Linked DNA regions of Homo sapiens: region 2 is linked to region 1. Evidence: read pairs that join two places in POLR2A ChIA-PET (ENCODE). Cell type or tissue: HepG2. All regions are shown on one strand. Links, peaks and the distances in the headings refer to the core of each region. The heading gives the core; the rest is flanking DNA.

Evidence for each region. Peaks named below come from ENCODE experiments on the same cell type or tissue, not always from the same donor. Only the 100,000 strongest peaks of a DNase experiment are listed, where the experiment ranks them.
Region 2: POLR2A ChIA-PET joins it to region 1 with 11 read pairs; 20 of 35 experiments call an interaction of 5 or more read pairs at or near these places.

The regions. Positions count from the first base shown.
Region 1 is chr2:20,534,264-20,545,420 of GRCh38, forward strand. LOC102724948 (a long non-coding RNA gene) reads right to left here and starts at 5,904. Exons shown (of 3, transcript XR_939794.3): 1 at 5,607-5,904; 2 at 4,908-5,242. RefSeq lists enhancers at 108-1,105, 7,486-8,471, 8,472-9,456. In HepG2, for the core only: a CTCF peak has its summit at 7,619; DNase peaks (open chromatin) are centred at 3,948, 4,618, 5,238, 7,607 and 1 weaker place; H3K4me3 peaks cover 1,099 bases.
Region 2 is chr2:20,448,700-20,459,483 of GRCh38, forward strand. RHOB (ras homolog family member B) reads left to right here. Exons shown (of 1, transcript NM_004040.4): 1 at 1-741. Among named protein-coding and RNA genes, the nearest start is that of RHOB, 7.0 kb to the left of the region's middle. RefSeq lists an enhancer at 1,502-2,063. In HepG2, for the core only: a CTCF peak has its summit at 3,998; DNase peaks (open chromatin) are centred at 912, 1,232, 1,812, 4,002 and 1 weaker place; H3K4me3 peaks cover 1,469 bases.

The sequences.
Region 1 (11,157 bases), core at 1,527-9,526:
GTTGGGAATACAGTATTAATGAGCACCTGATGTGTAACAGGGGGTAAAACCAGCCGTCTCTGCCCTCGTGTTGCTCACTACTGGGTGAGGAGAGGGAGGCAGCTGGAGCTGTGCCAGTTACTGATTCTGACGCTTTGCACACTCAGGGGGATCCATGCCTTGCCCCAGCCCTGAGGCCCTTCCCTTTGGAGCTTCAAAGTGAGCCCCAGGGGGATGGAGGAGGGAGCTCTGACTCCAGGGTGGGGACCAGGAAGCCCTCACAGAGGAGCTGGACTTGAACATTGCATTGGCTTTTGATAGTCAAAGATGAGGAAGGGCATTCAGGTGGAGGGAACAGCATTTGTGAAGGCTGGAGGTCAGGAGAGATGGCTACGTGGAGGTGTGAATAATCTGGGCTTTCCCGGTGGGGATTGGTAGGTGCAGAGGCTGGGAAATAGGGTGAGCAACCATCCTGGTTTCCTGGGACTGAGGGGCTGCCCAGGACACAGGACTTTCCGTGTGAAAACCAGGGAAGTCCTGAGTAAACTGAGATGAGTTGGTCACTGTACTGGGAAAGCTAAACTGGATTCGGAGACAAACAGGCTCTGCATATACTGGTAAAAGGTTTGGTGCCATGAAGAGTTATAGAAGGATATTTTGTAAGGGAAAGGGGAGGAAGCAGCAAGTACGTTCCATCGGGGTGCACGAGTGTCTGGACAGGTGGCTGGAGACCGATGACAGGAGTCTGGCAACGGGCGCCCGGGTCCTGAGTGCCCGGATCTGTGGCAGGGCTGAGTCTGCTGATTGTGGCCAGAAGGCTGTGGCCCTGGGGGCAGGAAGCCAGGCACATTGCTGTCCCATGCCTGTTACAAGGTGGCAGAGGCCCGCATGGTGCGGGCTCTGGTCTCACACCCCTGGCTTTGAGGCCATCCTGTGTCCAGTGTGCCCTTGGAGACAGCCTGTTGAGGATGGCATCCCCAATTTGGGACTGCAGTTATGCAGAGTGATACTCTCGTCTGCATGACTACCACGATGGTGATAACAGCTGGGGCCGGTGGGCAGTGGGCACCTCTATCTAGGGTGCTCTGCCTGGGTAGACTCCTCTGAGAACCCCACATTGACCCCACAAAGAGAAATGCTAGTGCTGGGTGTTCGGACTTCAGCCAGGGAGCTGTCAGTAGCTATGTCTAAGGTGTCTCAGCCTTTGTTAAAAAGCCAGTACAGGACCACCCTGGGCAACACAGGGACACCAAGTCTCTACAAAAAAAAAATTAAAAATTAGCTGAGTGTGGTGGTGCGTAAGCTACTCAGGAGGCTGAGGCCCAAGGATCACTTGAGCCCGGGTGGGGGGTTGGTCAAGGCTACAGTGAGCCGTGATTGCACCACTGCATTCCAGCCCTGACAGAGCAAGCGCCTATCTCAGAAAACAAACAAACAAACACAAACAAACAAAAGCCAACACAGGAGAAGGGGGCAGGATGGGGACTTTCTACTTCTCTCTACCCTTAGTGAGTATGCATTTTGCTAAGGATCAAGGATTCGTGCCCACCATGGACACCATAAGGAAGGGAGCGACTCCTGCAGGCTTCTTTGTGTAGCTTTAGGGTCTGGAAGGACCAATTCTGGCCAGAAACAACAAGACCTCTTTCTTGGGCATGAGGCTGTGGTAGGGGCTCCTCTAAGCCTCTTAAGAGGTACCTGGGGCCAGGTGCGGTGGCTCACGCCTATAATCCCAGCACTTTGGGAGGCCGAGGTGGGTGGCTCACCTGAGGTCAGGAGTTCGAGACCAGCCTGGCCAACATGGCAAAACCCCGTCTCTACTAAAAATACAAACAACTGGCTGGGCATGTTGGCAGGCACCTGTAATCCCAGCTACTCGGGAGGCTGAGGCAGGAGAATTGCTTGAACCTGGGAAGTGGAGGTTGCAGTGAGCCAAGATCATTGCAGCCTGGGCAACAGAGCAAGACTCTGTCGCAAAAGAAAAAAAAAAAAGGTACCTGGGAGGAGGGGAGTGGAGAGTTACTGGTTAAGGGGCAGAGTTTCTGTTTTGGAAATAGTGATGATGGTTTCACAACATTGTGAATGCAATTACTGCCACTTAATTATACACTTAAAGATGGTTAAAATAGCAATATGTTACGTATCTATTTTACCATAATTTAAAAAAAATTGTCAAGGTCATAAGAAGCAAGGAAACCCTGAGAAGTGGTCCCAGGTGAAAGGAGACCAAAGGACGTGACAACTAAATGCAACGTGGCAACCGGGATTGGGCCTAGGCAAGAAAAATGACACTGTAATGTCCCTTAAGGAAAAACTCTAAAATCCAAATAAAGTCTGTAGTTCAATTAATAGTATTGTTCCAATGTTAATTTCTTTGCTTTGACAAGTGTACCACGGTTATGTAAGACGTTAACACTAGCGGAAGCTGGGTGAGGGTACATGGGAACGAACTCTCTGTACTATCGTTGCAACTTGTCTGTAATGATTCCAAAATAAAAAGTTGAAAAACCCAAAGACAAACAAGGGCCAGGCCTGCCAAGAAGAGCTGGGACACGGGTTTGGCACCTGGGCCTTGGGCTCTGCCTGGAAAAAGCCAAGGAGTCCTGGAGCTGGCTCTCAGCTGGCAGGAGGACCTGCTGCCAACTCTGCAGAGATGGGCCAGTTCTGGAAAGATGAGACAGGTGGGCGTGGGAGCTCCAGGGTGGGCCGCAGGCAGTGCCTGAGCCCTGGCCATGGCTGCTCTGTGAGCTCTCTGCTGGTGTTTCAGTACTTTCCTAGGTTCAGCAGGATCTCAACTCTCCAAAGGGAGGGCTCTGCATCCCCTCTGGGTTGGCTTAGAAACCTGTGTCTGTCACTGAGGGCTCAGGCGGGCCCTGCAGGCAGATAAGGCCATGGGTCTGGCTGCAGCCCTCGCCTAGCCACACATGGACAACAGAGGGTTAACGGCCCTCTCCAGGTGCTGCTCCGTCCATCCAGACCCTGCACCCCAGGCTGTAATCACTGGAGGAGTTCTTCCTGCCCACTGCATGAAGAAAGGTCGTGGAATTGCAGTAAAGAAAGAATTGAACAGACCCAAGGCCCGCCGTGCCATGTGGGAGACAGAGTTAGTACTGAAATTATCTTCAAAGCTTGTAGGTTAGGGGTTTTTCAAAGGCAGTTTGGGGGAAGAGTTGGGGGTGGCCAGGTAACAGGTGCTTGCTGTTGGCAGAGATGAAATCTTAGGGGGTCGAAGCTGTCCTCCTGGGTGCTGAGTCACTTCTGGGTGGGGCCACAGGGGCAAGGTTGGCGGGTCCAGGTGGAGCCATGGGTGTCAGACATGCAAAAGGCCTGAAAAGGTATCTCGGAAGGCCGACCTTAGGTTCACAACATTGGCATTATTTGCAGGAGTAATTAGGGAAGTTGCCTGTCTTCTGACCTCTGGCATCGTGGCTGACAGTCTTTTATGTCTGCGCCTTAGCAGGAGTCAGGGCCCTCTACTCCCCCAGGCCTGATGGCCTCTCATTAGCTTTACAAAAGCAGCTGCGTTTTGGGACAAGGCCTGTTACCATTTAAACTACAGCCTAAATGTCTTCAAAGTTAGCTCGGCCCAATACCCAGGAATAAGGAAGGGAAAGGAAAGATTGGGGGTAGGTTAGCTGAGATCTCTTTCACTGTCATAATTTTCTCACTGATACCATTTTTGCAAAGGTGGTTTCAAGGCCTCCTCCAGAAGGCATTTCTGCTCACTCCACTCCCTGATCAGAGATGGCTCCCTAGTGCTGAAAATCAATTCAAACGTCGCCTGACACCTGTGTCTTTTCCGTCTTTTCCGGCCGCCTCCAGCCTTCTTTCTCTGCCTGGCTTCTCCCCGTGGGGTGGGCCCTCCATGCCTACCAGCTGACCAGATACACCAGCCCCAAAGGGCCAGCTTCACTCAGGACCTTTGCTCCTGTGGTGTTTTGTTTTGTTAATCTCCACAATATTCAAATTCTGTTTCTCAAGGTCCAGGTGAAACTCCAGGGTCCGTGGATCTTTCCTGGCATTTGCGACTGGCCTATCTGGGGTCATTGCTTTGTCTTCACGCTCGTCTCCCACAAGTCTGTTAGGTCCCCTTTCTCTCACTCCCTGGAGCTCAGCTCAAGCCCTGGCACAAGGGAGATCTTGTTAAGGAGTGACGTGTTTGGTGTGTTAGCAGGCATCTATCTGAAAATGCTCTCGACCCTGGGCTCAGCCAAGCCCTGAAGGCAACAAGATACCATCCCTCCTGCCCAAGTGTTTGGCTGAGTCCACGCTTGGCTGAGGACAGAGCCCTGAAATATCTCCCAGGCCCCTCATGGGAGCAGAAGGGAGCCACTGTACCAGCTGGTGGCACCAGCCCATGCACCTGCTCACCCTTGAGCAGGAGCACGTCTTTGACCCCAGGAAGAACAGGAGGCAGGAGAGACTGTCCCCAGGGTGGGAGCTTTCCTGATGGTGGCTGCAGGGACCCCCTGGGCACAGAAGCCAACAGTGATGGTGGCCTGATCAGCTTGTGTTGCTCGGCCTCTGCCCCTGAGCTGGGCCCGCTGGGGGAGTCAGGGGAAATGTGGCAGCTCCCTGTGGGCTGGGGATTAGGGGAAAACAAACAGGTGGAATAACAGACAGCAAGGACCTTTGGTTCTCCCTCCTCCTGGGGCCCCTCCCCTTCCCGGTCATCTGGGTTTCCATTTTCACAAAGGTCTCACCCACAGTTTCTCTGCCCACACCATGAGCCTGGGCACAGGCAGGTCAGTGTCCTGAGATGCACCTTCCCAGCACAAAGGGGTCATGCAGCCCTCACTGGCCACGGAGTTCTGAGGGCAGGCAGAGGTTCTTAGAGTGGACTCCTGTCCCCAGTCACTTACTGGAGAAAAAAAGGTTAAGACAGGGAGGGGAAAAAAACTGTAAACGAGTATTTAGTGAGTACTTACTACATGCGAGGCACAGTGCCAGACACTTCTCACGTGGGTTTCCTTGACTCTCACCGCAAACTGCAAAGTTAGTGTGGTTCTCCCCATTTTGCAGATCAGGAGATTAAGGCTGAGTGTGGCTAAGGCAATGACTGCCTAGATATATCAGAACCAGGGATTAGACTCCTATGTCTGCTGACTCCAGATTTGATCTTCTTTCCTCTGCACTAGGGCAGGAGGGGAGGTGGGGAGCATCTACCTCCCCAGGCCAGGGGCAGTGTCCAGGCTGAGGGACATTCTGTGCTTCCAGGAGCTCCAAGTGACAGGACAGAGGGCACACTTGGTGATGTCATTCTCTGGAAGGGCACAGAATATGTTTGTGAGATCAAAGATCTTACAGATGGAGGGGCAGGGCTGGGTGGAGGAGGAGAAGCCCCGGTGAGTCACGCTGGGAAGACAGCAGCCCTGGGTACTGGCTGAGCCTCCTTGGAGCCCCCCACCCCTTCTCCCACACTCCATCATAAGGTTCCTCACTCATGGCTTTGTCCCTGGAGAAACCACACCCATCCCAGTAGAGGCCTGGATGTGGACTCTCCCCTCTGTCCCTCTCCATACCTGGCACCCTTTAGGGCTTGCCTTGGTCTCCCCACACCTCCACTCCCTTGGAAGACACTCCTGTGGGTGGCTGGGGCTCGCTCCCGCCTCAGGAAACCGCCTCACCGTGAGTCAGCAGCACACCATGGTCTCCAGGGCGGGTCTCCCTGGTGGTCTTCTCATTCTCTGGTCCCCACGGCAGGAGGCATGGGTAAGCTTGGGGCTCAGCACATGACAGAGAGCAGGCTGGGGCCGGGGTTCTTTGAGAATCCTGGGCATAGATGAATGAGCCTCATGTGGGAGGTCCCGGCTGGAGTCCAGGCAGGCCGGGACACTCCGGCTCCTCACTGAGCCCTGGCCTGGGTGCAGACCGTCATGTGCCTGTGGGTACAGCCTCTACGCTGAGCCTCACTTCCCCAGGCCAGAGAAGAGGGTGAGCCCAGAACATTCTGTGACTACAGGCTGTGCCGGCTGTGACCGTGCAAAGCGACCAGTGTGTTTCCAGTCACACACTGAGTAATCTAGAAAGCAGTAGCCACCCCACCAGCTTTCTTCTTAGAAATCTCCCAGCAAGCTGTCGGCTGCCTCTCCCTTAGAAACGGGGCTCTAGCAAGACACGAAGTGTGTCCACTGGAGGCAACCCTGAGGTCCCTGGGCCACGAGCAGTTTGCGGGCGGCCTGAGGAGGCAGGCAGAGCTTCCCCCAGGCTGGAGGGGCCGTCTGCGGGCACTGGGGCTGGCAGGGAGCATTTCAGTGGCCCACAGCCCTCGTCCCTGCCACGGGCTTCTGCTCCTGCCCCAGAGCCCCTTTCTTGAGAAGCACTCCTGTGCCCCGTGCTCTCTTCGTGTTTTACGTAATTTCATCCAGTGTACACCCTGCTGCGGTCTCCCTGCAGGCTAAAGGGATCACTTTGAAGACTCTAACCCTTTATTCCTTGTCTTGGGTGTCGAGGAAGGTGTCAGCCAGACCACAACCGTGCTCGCCTATTCACTCAGCAAGTGCCTGAGGGGAAGGGGGTGTCGCCAGGGAATGAAAGACTCAGCATTGGTGCCCTGGGGAGCTCCAGGGGGCAAAGTCAGGTGTACAAATAACTCCACAGCAACAAGGGTGACAAGGGCCTGGCCAGGATGCAAGCACAGGCATACGTGACAGGGAGGGAGAAGTTTGGCAGGCTTCCTGGAGGAAGGGGCATTTGGCTGACACTCGAAGGACCGACAAGATTGCCACACCTGGCATTTCTGTCTTGAATATTGAAAGAGGAGCAGGCTGAGTCAAGTCCCTGGCAGATGGAGCAGCTGCAGAGGGGGAGCGGGGAGCCCCAGACTGTGTTGAGCAGGACCTGGTTCATTGGGAGATAATGAGGATTGTGGGATATCATGAAACACTGTGTGAAAATGCCTGGCCTGCCGTGGAACCCACAGGCAGTGCTGAAGTAATGCTTACTTAAGCCTGAAACTAGTGATCACCTTGCGGGCAGATGCTGGTAGCCCAACCGCACTGGTCTGAGGGGATGGTGAGACATCAAACACCCGCCGCACAGCATGATCTCTGAAACGCTCTCCTAGGAAGGGATGACCATTGCGCCTCTTCCCCATGGTGACTAGAACTGTTAGTGTCTGTCGGGGGATGCAGCCATTGGCCCAGACCCCAGAGAGCAGCACGTGCAAACCTTCCCGGGTGTGGAAAGGTGGAGGCCATGCCCAGGCTCATGGAGCTCACCAGAGCAGGCTCAACCCTCCTAATCCCCGCTCCAGTCCCCTTCCTGGCAGATTCCTTTCTGTGTCCTGACTGAAGGCAAACTGGAGCCTATATGTACCTCAAGAGGAACAATTCGTGTTCATTCAATGATGTCTGTTTAGACTTTTCTCCTCAGAGCCACTTGTCAATCAGGCCTTCTGCCCCATCCAAAGGGGACACTGAAGAGTCCTAGGGTTCCAGCTCCTATATGTGCAGCATCGAAGGACACAGATGCTCTTCACTGTCCCTGACAACAGAGCCAAAGCTTTTACTTCAACCCACAAGTAGCTTCTGAAGCAGAGGCACAAACAGATGGGTTCTTGCAGTAATTCCTTTCTGATCTCTGCACAGCCGCTAGCCCGGGCAGGCCTTCGTCCTGACAGGCCCAGGTATAGGACTGCCCAGCAGGTGGACAACGAGCTGGGAGTGGTGGGAAGAACTGAGGGAGGGAATTCTGGCAGGATAAAGCCACCTTTCCTCAGGCTGATAGCACACTGAGGCCTGGGGTCTCCACTGCCTGTGGTTAGGGGTTTGGGCACAGTGCAGGGAATTTCACAACAGCCATTTTGTGGGAGCTGATGGGGGGCTGCTGAGAACCTCTACTCCAGCTCCTGGTGTGAGTGAGGAATCTGAGTCCCAGGGAGAGGCCGTGCGTGTGGAGTTCCCCAGGGCGTTAGTGATGGCACTGTCCCTAGGCCATGGCTCCTCCGCACAGCATACATCAAGCTGTCTCTGAATTTGAGGTGGGGGGGATTGAAAGTCGGTGATTTGCAAACACGTATTTATGAGTGCCCTGGTCAGAGCCCGATCACTGAGCCCCTTCTGCGTGGCCAACCCAGCTTTTCTTGTCTCCGAGTTTGCCTGCGAAGCCCACCCACCATGTCTCCAGGCCTCAGTCCCGGTTCTCCTCACCCCTGACTAGGTCTAACACTCGCCACACGTGGGGCATCTCCCCGTGCAGATATGATGCTGGCCCTGGGCACGTGGGCATGAGCCAGACACAGTCCACCCTCAAGGGCTCTGATCTGGTCGGAGGGTCAGGTGGGAGGGTCAGCCTCCCTATGGCATCTGTACCTCTGGGTCTATCAGGGACACGTCAGGGACACAGATGTGTCCAAACCTGGACAGGGGAGGCGGGCAGGGAGGACCCTTCTCTGAGGGTGCCGCTGGTGCCTGCCTCTGACTCCTTGGCCTGTGCTCGTTCTGCAGGAGGCATTCTTCCGTCCACTGGGGCAGGGAGATGGATGGGGGAATTGTTCTTTGACTCAGAGACCACCCAACACTCTGAAGCCAGGTCTACAAAATTACCATCAGCCTTGCTGCAGCCTGCCTCAGGTTGGATGCCCAAGAAGATATAGGGGATCTGGGGGCACAGATGGGAGGTGGAAGTGGAGAGACCACACCCTGCTCCTCGTGGCTCCTGGCCAAGTTGGTGATATGTGACCTCATCTCACAACACTAGAGATGAGGAGATCCCACCCATCCAGGCTATAGGCTGGTGGGAAGTCCACATAGGGAAGATCTTTCAAAAGGAGGAGGAGTTTGGACCCAGGCTTCCCAGACTCTGGGGGCATAGATGAAGCGGGGAAGCTACTGCAGAGGAAGGAAGGCATGGGCAGGTGGGCAGAGGTAGGCTCTCGCTGGGATATATGAGCCAGGAGAATCCCATTGTACTACGCGGCCCGAGCAGCTCCTGGGCTGTCTTGCCACGAAGGCGGCGTCATTACCTCCAATTCACAGATGATGGAAGCAAGCACAGAGAGGATAGATGATCCACCCTGGGGCTCAGAGCCAGCAGCCAGAAGAAATCAGCATCTCAGCCGAGAAAGGAGAGAGCTCCCTGGAGAAGACACTAAAGGCGGCTGCGATGCCCTCTGGGCCTGACTGTGAGAAGCCTCTGAAGTCAGACCAGGGGATTCTCATAGTCGACTGCATACCCCACCCCTCTCCTGTAACTGAAATGGCCAGCTCCTCCAGGGACACTCCCTTTTGCTACTAGATTTGTCTTTGCTTCTGGAGGGACTTGAGGGAGCAGCTGGTACAGGGGCATGAGCACAGCCCTGGGCTTTCACTCTGGGCTCCAGCACTCCTTAGCTGGGTGGTCCTGACAAGATCATTTCAGCTCTCTGATCTTCAGTTTCTTCACTGTAGCAAGATCTAATAATACATTGCAGTTGCTGCAAGGATTAGAGGTACTTACTATATGCAAAGTACTGGACATATGAGCATGCACAGTGGTGAGGAGCTATTAATGTTATGTCAGCTGCTGGCTGCAGCCGCCTCCTCCCCAGCAGTCCTGGCTCCAACCACCCAATCGCCTCTGAGGGGATTGCTCCAAACTTTGCTAACGCTGCAGAATAAAGGCGAATTTCCCAGGGATTTGTGGCAGGCCTCTATGGTCTGGAAGGTGCCCTGGACATAAGGCAATCAAGTGGCTTCCCTGGTCCAGCATCTTACACATTTTACCCAGCCTCCGAAAGAAGCTGGTGGAGACAGCTGGTCCCGCAGCGTTCCCTCTCACAGGAGCTATTAGCTGTGTCATGCACCCATTTGTAATGAAATGGAAGCATTTTGATTTATCGGGGAAGCCGGATTTTCTCCCAAATCCTTGCTGCTTTCATCCTTGGCCATGAAATAGTCCATTCTAATCTCATATGAAGGGGCAACAGTTACAAGGAGCCCATGAAATCTGATCATCGACTGGGCTCCCAGCGGCAGCTTTGATCGCTGGGAGGGAGCAAGTCATCCTCAGCTTGGCGCTAATAGCCCCATGCATTATTGAAGAGCCAGTTTTCAGTGGCAGACACATACAGAGAGACATCCAGAGTGCAAGCTGGAGTGTCAGCTGCTTCCCTCACTCCTCAGTGATGGAGTCTTGTAATCCTGCAGAGCCACCAAAAACAGGCCCCTGACAGGGCTGTCTGTGCAGCTCAACACACCCTCATTGGAGGGCAGCTGACGTGGAACAAGCAAATAAGGTGAAGCCACTGCTTTCCAGTTCCCTCAGTTGGTGTTCCTCTGATCCAAATGTCTGAGGCATGAACGGCTGCCCGGGGAGCATCCTCAAGAAATGCACACTCAGTGACAAGGGTGCATGCGGAGGCCAGAGCTGACTGCAGCCAGGGCTGTGGCCTGATGGTGTTCCCTTAACCTTCTGAGTAGGGCTCTGATACTCAGTCTTTGGGGCCATGAGAGGCAAGGCAAAAAATGGGACTTAGTTATTGCTGAGACTTTGCTGGAAATGGTAAAAGGGGTGGGGAGGCTCACTGTTATCGGGGAACCTGCCCCTGATAGTCACGTAGGTTCTTTTCTATTTTCCCTAAGCATTGGCTGGGTTGAGAAATAAAGGGACAGAGTACAAAAGAGAGAAATTTTAAAGCTGGGTGTCCGGGGGAGACATCACATGTCGGTAGGTTCCGTGATGCCCCCTGAGCCATAAAACCAGCAAGTTTTTATTAGGGATTTTCAAAAGGGGAGGGAGTGTATGAATAGGGTGTGGGTCACAGGGATCACATGCTTCACAAGGTAATAAGATATCACAAGGTAAATGGAGGCAGGGCGAGATCACAGGACCACAGGACCGGGGTAAAATTAAAATTGCTAATGAAGTTTCTGCATGCATTGTCATTGATAACATCTTATCAGGAGACAGGGTTTGAGAGCAACCGGTCTGACCAAAATTTATTAGGCAGGAATTTCCTCATCCTAATAAGCCTGGGAGTGCTATGGGAGACTGGGGCTTATTTCATCCCTAGAGTTTCGACCATAGAAGACAGCCACACCCAAGGGGGCCATTTTAGAGGCCTATCCTCAGGGGCACATTCTCTTTCTCAGGTATGTTCCTTGCTGAGAAAAAGAATTCAGCGATATTTCTCCCATTTGCTTTTGAAAGAAGAGAAATATGGCTCTGTTCTGCCCAGCTCACCGGCGGTCAGAGTTT
Region 2 (10,784 bases), core at 1-8,000, 87 kb before region 1:
TGACTTGGGGAGGACACAGCTTCAGCACAGCCTCTCCTGCGGGCCAGCCCGCTGCGAACCCTCCACCAGCTACCGGAGGGAGGAGGGAGGATGCGCTGTGGGGTTGTTTTTGCCATAAGCGAACTTTGTGCCTGTCCTAGAAGTGAAAATTGTTCAGTCCAAGAAACTGATGTTATTTGATTTATTTAAAGGCTAAAATTTGTTTTTTTATTCTTTGCACAATTGTTTCATTGTTTGACACTTAATGCACTCGTCATTTGCATACGACAGTAGCATTCTGACCACACTTGTACGCTGTAACCTCATCTACTTCTGATGTTTTTAAAAAATGACTTTTAACAAGGAGAGGGAAAAGAAACCCACTAAATTTTGCTTTGTTTCCTTGAAGAATGTGGCAACACTGTTTTGTGATTTTATTTGTGCAGGTCATGCACACAGTTTTGATAAAGGGCAGTAACAAGTATTGGGGCCTATTTTTTTTTTTTCCACAAGGCATTCTCTAAAGCTATGTGAAATTTTCTCTGCACCTCTGTACAGAGAATACACCTGCCCCTGTATATCCTTTTTTCCCCTCCCCTCCCTCCCAGTGGTACTTCTACTAAATTGTTGTCTTGTTTTTTATTTTTTAAATAAACTGACAAATGACAAAATGGTGAGCTTATGATGTTTACATAAAAGTTCTATAAGCTGTGTATACAGTTTTTTATGTAAAATATTAAAAGACTATGATGATGACATTTATAAAATGGCTCTTGTGGTTTAATAGTGTGTAAAAATACCCTTGTGAATTTGGAACAAGGGAGATATTCTCCTAGGCGAGATCCTTTCTTGCCAACTCCGTTTCCCTTATAGCAAATGTAGTAAATGAGGATGAAGTCCCTTTGAGAGCATGTGGGGGTTGGGTGACCAAGGGAGACCAGGTTGTTCCTGTCACATTCCTAGAGGAAGATGAGTGGATACCCCGACACCCAGTGCAAAAACTTTTGACCTATTATGTACTCAGTTCAATTGGGTGAGACCGAAGATCTTGATTTCATTCATCTGTGTGTCTTAAAAACACTTGTGTCTTTAAGTCTATTATGGGGCTTTGCTTATTCTTTGAGTCTTGGAAAGTTATCATTTGTGCATTTTAAATTTAGAAAACCTTTATTAATCGTTGGTGTGGGGTCACGCTATCAGGAAGCCTGTTTACTGGGTTCCCTTCAGGCCATCAAGGGGTTTACACAATATCCCAGGAAGTTGTAGGTTGTTATCTTTGGGCCTGGAGCTTCCAGAAGTGGGGGAGTTCAGATAAAGAGGTGATTTTTTAAAATTATCAAGCTTTGATCCCAATATGTCCTTTATTAAGTAACCTAGAATGATTTATTCTAAGTTCAGAGAAGGGCCATATTGTGGAAAGAACATTGGATGTTTTGGTGGTTCTTAAAGTTGGAGCTGCCACTTTTTGAGAGTCATGATAAACTCTAATCGTAGACACTTAGCTTTGCTGTAATGGTTCTTAGAACCAGACGGGCTGATTTATAGGTGGAGACCACATTAAAATTCTGCTGCAGGCATGATGGTTCAAACCTGCCAGCTCTCGCAGCTTCCAGGGAAGGTAGCTGAGAGTGTCAACTGCCTGAGAAGTGTGGTTTTCATTTTTTTTGAATCAGCATTTTCTGGGTTTCTAGCACTTAGTTGCCACCTTCTCCTTCCCCCTCCTCCCCATTCCCAGGACAAAGGTGGAGGTCTCCTTTGAAGTTGTTTGCTTCAAAGCTTGAGGCTTCTGTTTCCTGGTCTTACCCCAGACTCCAAGAGCTTTTGTTGAGTGAATAAAACCTGGTTGGTGGTGACCTTTCACCCACTTAAATGCTGGCAGTAACTGGACCTCCTGCTCAGCTGGGTGGGTGCATTGACTAACAGAAGGGGATTGTCTGGGCTCCTCCAGGAGCAGAGGGGAGAGGGGTCTATCCAGGCTGCCTGCTTTGAGCAACTGCCTAACTCCTTCCTCAGTCCCTCGGCCCCACTCACCTCCAGACTGCAGTCTCCTTTTTCATTTTAAAGACAAAACTTCCCATCGACAAACAGCATGTTTATTTGCAGCTTTTACAGCTAGCAAATCCTTTGGTACCAGGGAGCGCAGGACCCAGTGGGGGAAGAGTTCAGGCTTGGGCTGAATGCCCAGGACTCAGCTTTGCAACCAGCCAAGAGCCTGGAGGCCCAACTCCCTGAAAGGGCCTTTTCTGGGTTGCTCTGATCTGCCTGGTACCCATAACTGTCTGTGTTTTATATTATGGGCAGACAAACACTCAGATGACGCATGGCAGCCCAAGTTATGCTTGTTTGAAAATGCGTGGCATTTCATAATCCTGCCGGAACACACTCTTCTTGCTGCATTAGGATCCAACTGGAAAACATAAAGATGAATTGCTGTAGGCTGGAAAATCAATTAGGAAAAAGAGGTAAAACATCTGGTGTTACTCTTAGAATATGAAAATTCATTTTGCACATTTAAAATAAATGTGTTGAGTTGATTTAATTGCCTGTTGAACTGTTTCGTGGAAAATACTGGGAAGTTGCATTGATCCTGGGCATTTTGCAGTAAGGGGCATTGTCTTGAGTTCTCCTTTAATCTTAATCTTTAATCAATCTGGATTGTATTTCTAAGGTCTTTTTCACGTGAGTTTCAGTAGACTTGGAACTTCAGTTTTCAAAGTCAAGTGTGTATTAGAATTACACGGAGGGCTGGTTAAAACACAGATGGCTGGGCCTAACCCCACAGTTTCTGATCCAGTAGGTCTGGGCTAGGGCTTAAGAATTTGAATTTGTAGCAAGGTTCTAAGTGATGACAAGCTGCTGGTTGGGACCACACTTTGAGAACTACTGGCTTCGAATAAGGGAGAGTCCTTGTCAGTGTACAGAGTAGGGAGGTGGTTTCCTATGAAAATAGATTAAATTCCACAGACTTATGGTGCTATGCCCTGCAGTCTTGACTTCCTTACACAACGGAGTACATAGCTTCCAGAGAGCTTTCCTTCTAAGATAAGCCACACATAACTCCTATCTTCTCTTCCCTACATTCTTCTGCAAAAATGGGTTTAATGCCCTTCTAGAGATTCATTTCTTTCTTTCCTTTTTAAGAGACAGGGTCTTGCTCTGTCGCCCAGGCTGGAGTGCAGTGGTGCCATCATAGCTCACTGAAGCCTCAACCTCCTGGGCTCAAGCAATCCTCCCACCTCAGTCTCCTGAGTAGGTGGGACTACAGGTGTGCCCAGCTAACTTTTAAATTTTTTTTTGTAGAGACAAAGTCTTGCTATTTTGCCCAGGATGGTCTCGAACTCCAGGGCTCAAGCAGTCCTGTTATATCCTCCTCCGAAAGTGTTGGGATTACAGGTATGAGCCACCAGGCCCCAACCTATTTCTGCCATTCCTGAATTCAGAATGCAACAGCACTCTAATTTAATCAGCGTTGGCACCTACTTTGTGAACTCTGATGAGGTGGGAATACAAAAGCAATAAAACACAGTCCTCCCCCTCCAGGAGCTCATTCACAGCCTGGTGGCCCCCTGGCAGTTGCAAGAAGGCATCCACCAAGACCACAATTATAGCATGATGTAATGGAGGCATTAGGCAAGGGCACGACAGGAGCCTAGGGCACAGGTACCTATTTTTGCCCGGGAAGATGGGGAAGGTGTCATGGAGGAGGAATCATTTGAGCTAAATCTTAAGCAGGAGTGGGTGATGTGTAGGTGGAAAAAATCTTGGGGGTGGGGTGGGGAGGGAGATAATTGGGCCATTGGCACATCGAGGATACATACAGCTTCTTTATGTTACTGTAGGGCCTCGCCTCTGGGAATAAAGCTGTCTTGGGTGAGAACTACTTTCTACTTTTAGTCCCTCTAGCGTATATTTCTTCAGTCAAGAAGAGTGGTATTACCTAGCCAAGTAAAACACAGCCTCTCCTCTTCGCTCCCTGTTCACAAAACAAGGAGCATCTATCTGGCAGGCCAGGAGAGGGGGTTGGTGATGAAGATTTCATTGTTTCCTCTGTGCCTTCCAGGGATGTGATTCAGACACAGGACTAGCTTTGTGATCCCTGTGCTCCGGAGAAACCTCCACCCTGGCCTCAAGGAGGCTGTGAAACCAAAAGGGACCTTGGGTGCCAGCTTGCTGGGTCCTTACTTACTTGGTCCATCTTCTGGCTGGAAGGAGCACCTGGGCTCTCAGAGTGCCCCCCGACTCTCAGCAGCTCCTTTTCTGGCCCAAGAGGTAAGAGTCTGGAGGACCCCAGTTCAGTTTCTTCCTGTTTATTCTTTTATCGTTGACTATAAGATTGTGAACCTAGCACAATGCTAAGAGCTTGAGATACAGCAGCTAAACAGACAGCCACTATCCTTACCCTTTTGGAGTTTTTAGCATAGTGGTGTGCCTAAACAAGTCATAATCATGATGATGATGAGAGGGTATTACACAGGGCATGACTACCAGAAGGTGGGCTCATTGGAAGCCATTTTAGAAGCAGCTGACCACAGTCTCTCTGGGGCGGGCACCATTATCCTCACTTTACTGATGAGGAAACTGAGCTACACAGGGGTCGAGCAACTTGCCCACGGTCACAAAACTTACACAGGTTTGAACACAGGTAGTCTGGCTCCAGGAAAACAATCCTACATGTATGGTGGGATTCCAGTTTGAGAAAGCAAACTGCAGTGTGGAGGATGGATTAGAGCAGGGAAGCTGGAGGCAGGAAGATCAGTGAGGAAGACTTTTCCCTGGTTCCAGTAGAGATGAGAAGGCCTGAACCCAGGTGCAGATACGGGAAGGAGATGGCAGGTTGGAAAGATATTTAGGAGAAAGAGGGTGTGGGAACCTGAGTGGGAGGCACCAGGGTGATGCCCAGTACTCTGATTTGGGTGACTTTGAGGATGCTGACGCCATTATTTAAGATAAGAATAAGCAAAAGATGAGTAGATTTGTGGGGAGGGTACCCACGAATTTGGGTACCCACAAAAGATGAGTAGATTTGTGGGGAGGGTACCCACAAAAGATGAGTAGATTTGTGGGGAGGGACATATTTATTTAAATAATGATGCCATTATTTAAGATAAGAATAAGCAAAAGATGAGTAGATTTGTGGGGAGGGTACCCACAAATTTGGGTACCCACAAAAGATGAGTAGATTTGTGGGGAGGGTACCCACAAAAGGTGAGTAGATTTGTGGGGAGGGACATATTGAGTTTGGTTTTATAGATAGTGCAAGGTATCTCTGCAAATAGTCACTGTCCTTCTCAACCTCCTTCCCTCCCCCGACCCCCACATCACAATATGTGTACTTTCTCTACAGAGTTAGACTACAGTGTACTGTTCAGCAGGCAGAAAGGCCACAATCTATGGATGAAAGAAGTCCCCCTGCAGGGAGAGGACCTAGTCAGAACAATCTTCCTAGGAAGAAGAAAATCCTGGGATGGGAACTGTGGTCTTAGAAAGCAGACCTTACACAGTGGCTCACACCTGTAATCCCAGCACTTCAGGAAGCTGAAGTGGGGGCATTGCTTGAGGCCAGGAGTCGAAGACTAGCCTGGGCAACATTGTGAGTTCTCATCTCTACCAAAATAAAAAATAAAAAAAGTATCTGGGCATGGCAGCATGTGCCTGTAGTCTCAGCTACTAGGGAGGCTGAGGCAGGAGGATTGCTTGAGCCTAGGAGTTGGGAGTCTGTGGTGAGATATGAGAGCACCACTGTACTCCAGCCTGGGCAACAGAGTGGAGAATTAAAAAAGAATTAAAAAAAGACCAGAAACAGCAGAGAAAGGGGGCCTCCTTCCCCTCTCTGTCTGTTTTATTGAGGGAGAGTCTCACTCTGTCACTCAGGCTGGAGTACAGTGGTACGATTTTGGCTCACTGCACCCTCAACCTCAACCTGGGCTTAAGCTATCCTCCCACCTTAGCCTCCCGAGTAGCTGGGACTACAGGTACATACCACCATACCCAGCTAGTTTTTTTTTTTAAATGTTCTGTAGAGATGAGGTCTCATTATGTTGGCCAGGCTGGTCTCAAACTCCCGGGCTTAAGTGATCCTCCCACCTCAGTCTCCCAAAGTGCTGGGTTTACAGGCATGAGCCACTGCTCCCGGCCTCCCTCTCTGAGAACATGCTCTAGGTGTGTTGAAAGTATTTCTGGGTGGGGATAAGATGGGGAGGGGAGGTGACTTCTTTTCTACGTAGGTGACCAGGGTAGGCAGAGAGAGCCTATCAGGGCCGTCCAGGCCAGTGTATACTCTAGGAGAAAACATATCCAATATCCAGTTGTAAGTTCCACCTGGTGGATAATTAATTTTCTTCTCTAGGAACCTTCAAGAAAGTTCTGCTAAAAGCTGTAGCCTGGCTTTAGTGCTGCTGTGTATTATCCCTGCCTAGGCAGGTGGGAAGGGGAAATGGTTTCCTGAGGGTTTCCAGCATGGAGATTTCAGCTGGGATCAGAGCAGGTATCCCCAGGATAAAGGCACTCTGGGATGAGTCTTGGCCGAGTTGTTCAACCATCCTCTTTATAAGGAGATTCTTTTCCTCATTGCCAGCCAGAAGCCAGGATGCCTATATGACACTGTCTGGCCCAGTTGGATGGATTTCTGGGTCAGCTGAGAAAAGAGGGAGTTTTCAGGGTACAGGTTGTAACTGAAGGCTGGGAGAAGGGATGGGATGACCTGGGAAGTCAGTGGAGTTGGAAGGGACTGTGAGCTAGCTTAGAAGCTCCACAACAAGCGTGGGGCCATGTCCGCTCATTCACTGCTGTGTCCCTAATGCCCTATACAGTGCTTGACATCTCCTAGGACCTCAAATAGTAGTTGAATGAATGAGTTAATTAAATAAATTACAGAAATTTAGGAAGCATCAACTTCTAAGAGACCTGAGGAAGTGACAAAAGTTTGGAACAGCTGCCATAAGCAATGAGAGGAAGATGAGCTGAAGAATGGCTGTGCTGTGAGTACAGGGAAGTTAAGAAAGTTCTCTTTGGCTGGGTGTGGTGGCTCATACCTGTAATCCCAGCACTTTGGGAGGCTGAGGTGGGCAGATCACTTGAGGTCAAGAGCTGGAGACCAGCCTGGCCAACATGGTTAAACCCCGTCTGTATTAAAAATACAAAAATTAGCTGGGCGTGGTGGCTTATGCCTCTAATCCCAGCTATTCAGGAGGCTGAGGCACGAGAATCGCTTGAACCTGGGAGACAGGAGGCAGAGGTTGCAGTGAGCCAACATTCTGCCACTGCATTCCAGCCTGGGCAACAGAGCAAAACCAGAAAAAAACAAAGAAAGAGAGAGAGAGAGAGGGAGGGAGGGAGGGAAGGAGGGAAGAAAGGAAGGAAGGAAGGAAGGTAGGAAGGAAGGAAGGAAAAAGAAAAGAAAAGAGAAAGAAAGTTCATTCTCCTTGAAGGCCAGGCTTTGGGCACTGGCAGCACCCATGGAGAAAAGGGCTTCTCTGTACCCCCATCTCCACAGTGTGCTTTGGCCCAGCAAGGTCCTGGGGGAAGTACTCCTGGTAATCCTGAGAATCAGATAGCAGGAGTGCATTTCCAGGGCTGCAGGCCACCCTCCACAGGACCACCTGGGTGGCTAGTGTGCTCAGTGCTGGTCACCAGGGGCTGACCTTCAAGTGTCAGAGGAAGCTGGGAAGTTTTGGATCCTGGATTGAGAAACTGGCCTGTGTTTTTAACTCTAGGAGTCATGATCTGAATGTGAAATTCCAAGGGCTACAAACACAGACCATGGGCTTTTATGACTCTGGGTGACCTCTATCCTCTGGCTGTCATTTGGGGATATTTTTCTTCTCCTTTTAATCCTGAAAAGGAAAGAAAAAATGTTACAAGAAGCAAGTTACTCATCACTTTGTTAAGGATTGATTCCATTTAATTCCAGAGCTTGTTTGACCCTTGGATAAACAATTGAAACCTTCTGGAGGTACCTAAAAGGAATGCAAGAATGCATTTGCCATTTAATGGTAGAAAAATTTTAAATGGGATTCTGATAGTATAAAAAATAGTATTTGTATAAGTGCTTAAAAAATCACTTGTAAAATATACGCTCTTCAATAATGGCCAAATATGGGAAACTCTGATGTTTGGTCACATAACCAGGCTGATTTTGCAAATGGGAAGATCCATCTATCCCCATTTACTTAGGTTGAGCAATCTTCTGGCTACAAATTTCCTCCAAAGATGTCTAGAATCATTGGCCAAATGGAGATCCAGACTAAATGCATAAGATAGCACCAACATAAGTTAGCCAGCTTGGGTTCTCTGAGGTGGGTTTAGCCATGCCAAAGGAGAATTGTTCAAAGTTTTAACTTTATGGGTAATGGTAGAAGTTACGGATTATATAGTTTGTCACCTGCCAAATCTGCAAGAACAAATAAAGATGAAATGCAATGAATGTATAAACAACTCAAAGGGAAAAAGTGCTAACCAGGTTTAGAAAGCCAAGAGTTTCCTAGCAGGCTGATATGACCTAATCTCTTTCCATGACATACTGACCAACTGGTGAGTAATTTCACCAGTAAACTAAGAAGTCAGAATGTCAAGCACGACCATGAAGGGGGTAACTGGAGGCAGAAGCAGCTGAGCCCCAGATTCACCCTGGGCCTCTGCAACCTTCTCATCCCCAGCTAGGTAATAGAAGAGATCAAAGTTCATGAAATTTGCTGGGGACCTCAAAAAAGAGGGTTAGGAGTGGAGTAAGAGGGGAATGTCTTCCTTTCTGTCATAACACATATCCCATTGTAATTTTAGTTTATTTCTTTTTTTTAGAGACTTGCTCTGTTGCCCAGACTGGAGTGTAGTGGCGTGGTCATAGCTTACTACAGCCTTGAACTCCTGGGCTCAAGGGATCCTCCTGCCTCAGCCTCCTGAGCAGCTAGGACTATAGGTGGGTGCCACCACGCCTGGCTAATTTTTACATTTTCTGTGGAGATGGGGGTCTTGATATATTACCCAGGCTGGAACCCATCATATCATTTCATCTCCTGCTGCTGCAGGACAGGCAGTGTGGTTTAGCTGGAAAATCAAGGACCACAGACAGAAGCCCAGTCTCTGTCTGTCACTATCTGCACATTCTTGGGCCAATTCCTCCTGCCCTCTACTGCCTCAGGTTCTTTATTTGTAAAATGATTTTGAAGATTAAACAAGATCAAACCAAATACTCGGCAGAGTGCCCAGCTTATTCTAAGTCCTCAATAAATCTCGATTCCTTCCCTTGAGTGGATTCATCAGAGTACCTTAAGCACAAACAGGAATGGAATAAATTTTGTTGACTACATGAGTATGGAACAATAACAACTCTTGTTTATTTAGGATTTTTTCAGTTGTAAGCTCCCCAGGGCATCATATCATACACATTTTTGCAGCCTCAGCATCTAGATCAGGGCCTGTCACATGGTAGGTTCTTAGTAACTATTAAGTTATCGAATTTTGACTTTAAAGGGGCCTTGATAATAGGCTGGGTGTGGCAGTTCACACATGTAATCCTAGGACTTTGAGACGCCAAGGCAGGTGAATCACTTGAGCCCAGGAGTTCAAGACCCGCCTGGGCAACATGGTGAAACCCAGTGTCTACAAAAAATAGAAAAAAAAAAATTAGAGGGGCTGGCAAGATGGCAGAATACGAACAGCTCTCGTCTGCAGCTCCCAATGAGATCAACGCAGAAGGAGGGTTATTTCAGCATTTCCAACTGAGATACCCAGCTCCTCTCATTGGGACTGGTTAGACAATGGGTGCAGCCCACGGAGGGTGAGCAGAAGCAAGATGGGGCATCACCTCACCCTGGAAGCACAAGGGGTCATGGAACTCCCTCCCCTAGCCAAGGGAAGCTATGAGGGACTGTGCCATGAGGAATGGTGCATTCAGGCCCAGATACTACGCTTTTCCTACTGTCTTTACAACCCACAGACCAGGATATTCTCTTGGATGCCTATACCAGCAGGGCCCTGGGTTTCAAGCACAAAACTGGGCGGCCATTTGGGCAGACACTGAGCTAGCTGTAGGAGTTTTTTTTCATACCTCAGTGACATCTGGAATGCCAGTGAGACAGAACCATTCACTGCCCTGGAAAGGGGGCTGACACCAAGGAGCCAAGTGGTCTAGCTCAGTGGATCCCACCCCCACAGATCCCAGAAAGCTAAGATCCACTGGCTTGAAATTCTCACTGCCAGCACAGCAGTCTGAAGTTGACCTGGGATGCTTGAGTTTGGTGGCAGGAGGAGCGTCTGCCACTACTGAGGCTTGAGTAGTCAGTTTTCCCCTCACAGTGTAAACAAAGCCACCAGGAAGTTTGAACTGGGTGAAACCCACAACAGCTCGGCAAAGCCACTGTAGCCAGACTGCCTCTCTAGATTCCTCCTCTCTGGGCAGGGCATCTCTGAAAGAAAGGCAGCAGCCCCAGTCAGGGGCTTATAGATAAAACTCCTATCTCCCTGGGACAGAGCACCTGGGGGAAGGGGTGGCTGTGGGCACAGCTTCAGCTGACTTAAACATTCTTGCCTGCTGGCTCTGAAGAGAGGATCAGATCTCCCAGCACAACGCTTGAGCTCTGCTAAGAGACAGAGTGCCTCCTCAGGTGGGTCCCTGATCCCCTTGCCTCCTGACTGGGAGACACCTCCCAGCAAGGGTTGACAGACACCTCATACAGGAGAGCTCCGGCTGGCATCTGGTGGGTACCCCTCTGGGACGAAACTTCCAGAGGAAGGAACAGGCAGCAATCTTTGCTGTTCTGCAGCCTCTGCTGGTGACACCCAGGCAAACAGGGTCTGGAGTGGACCTC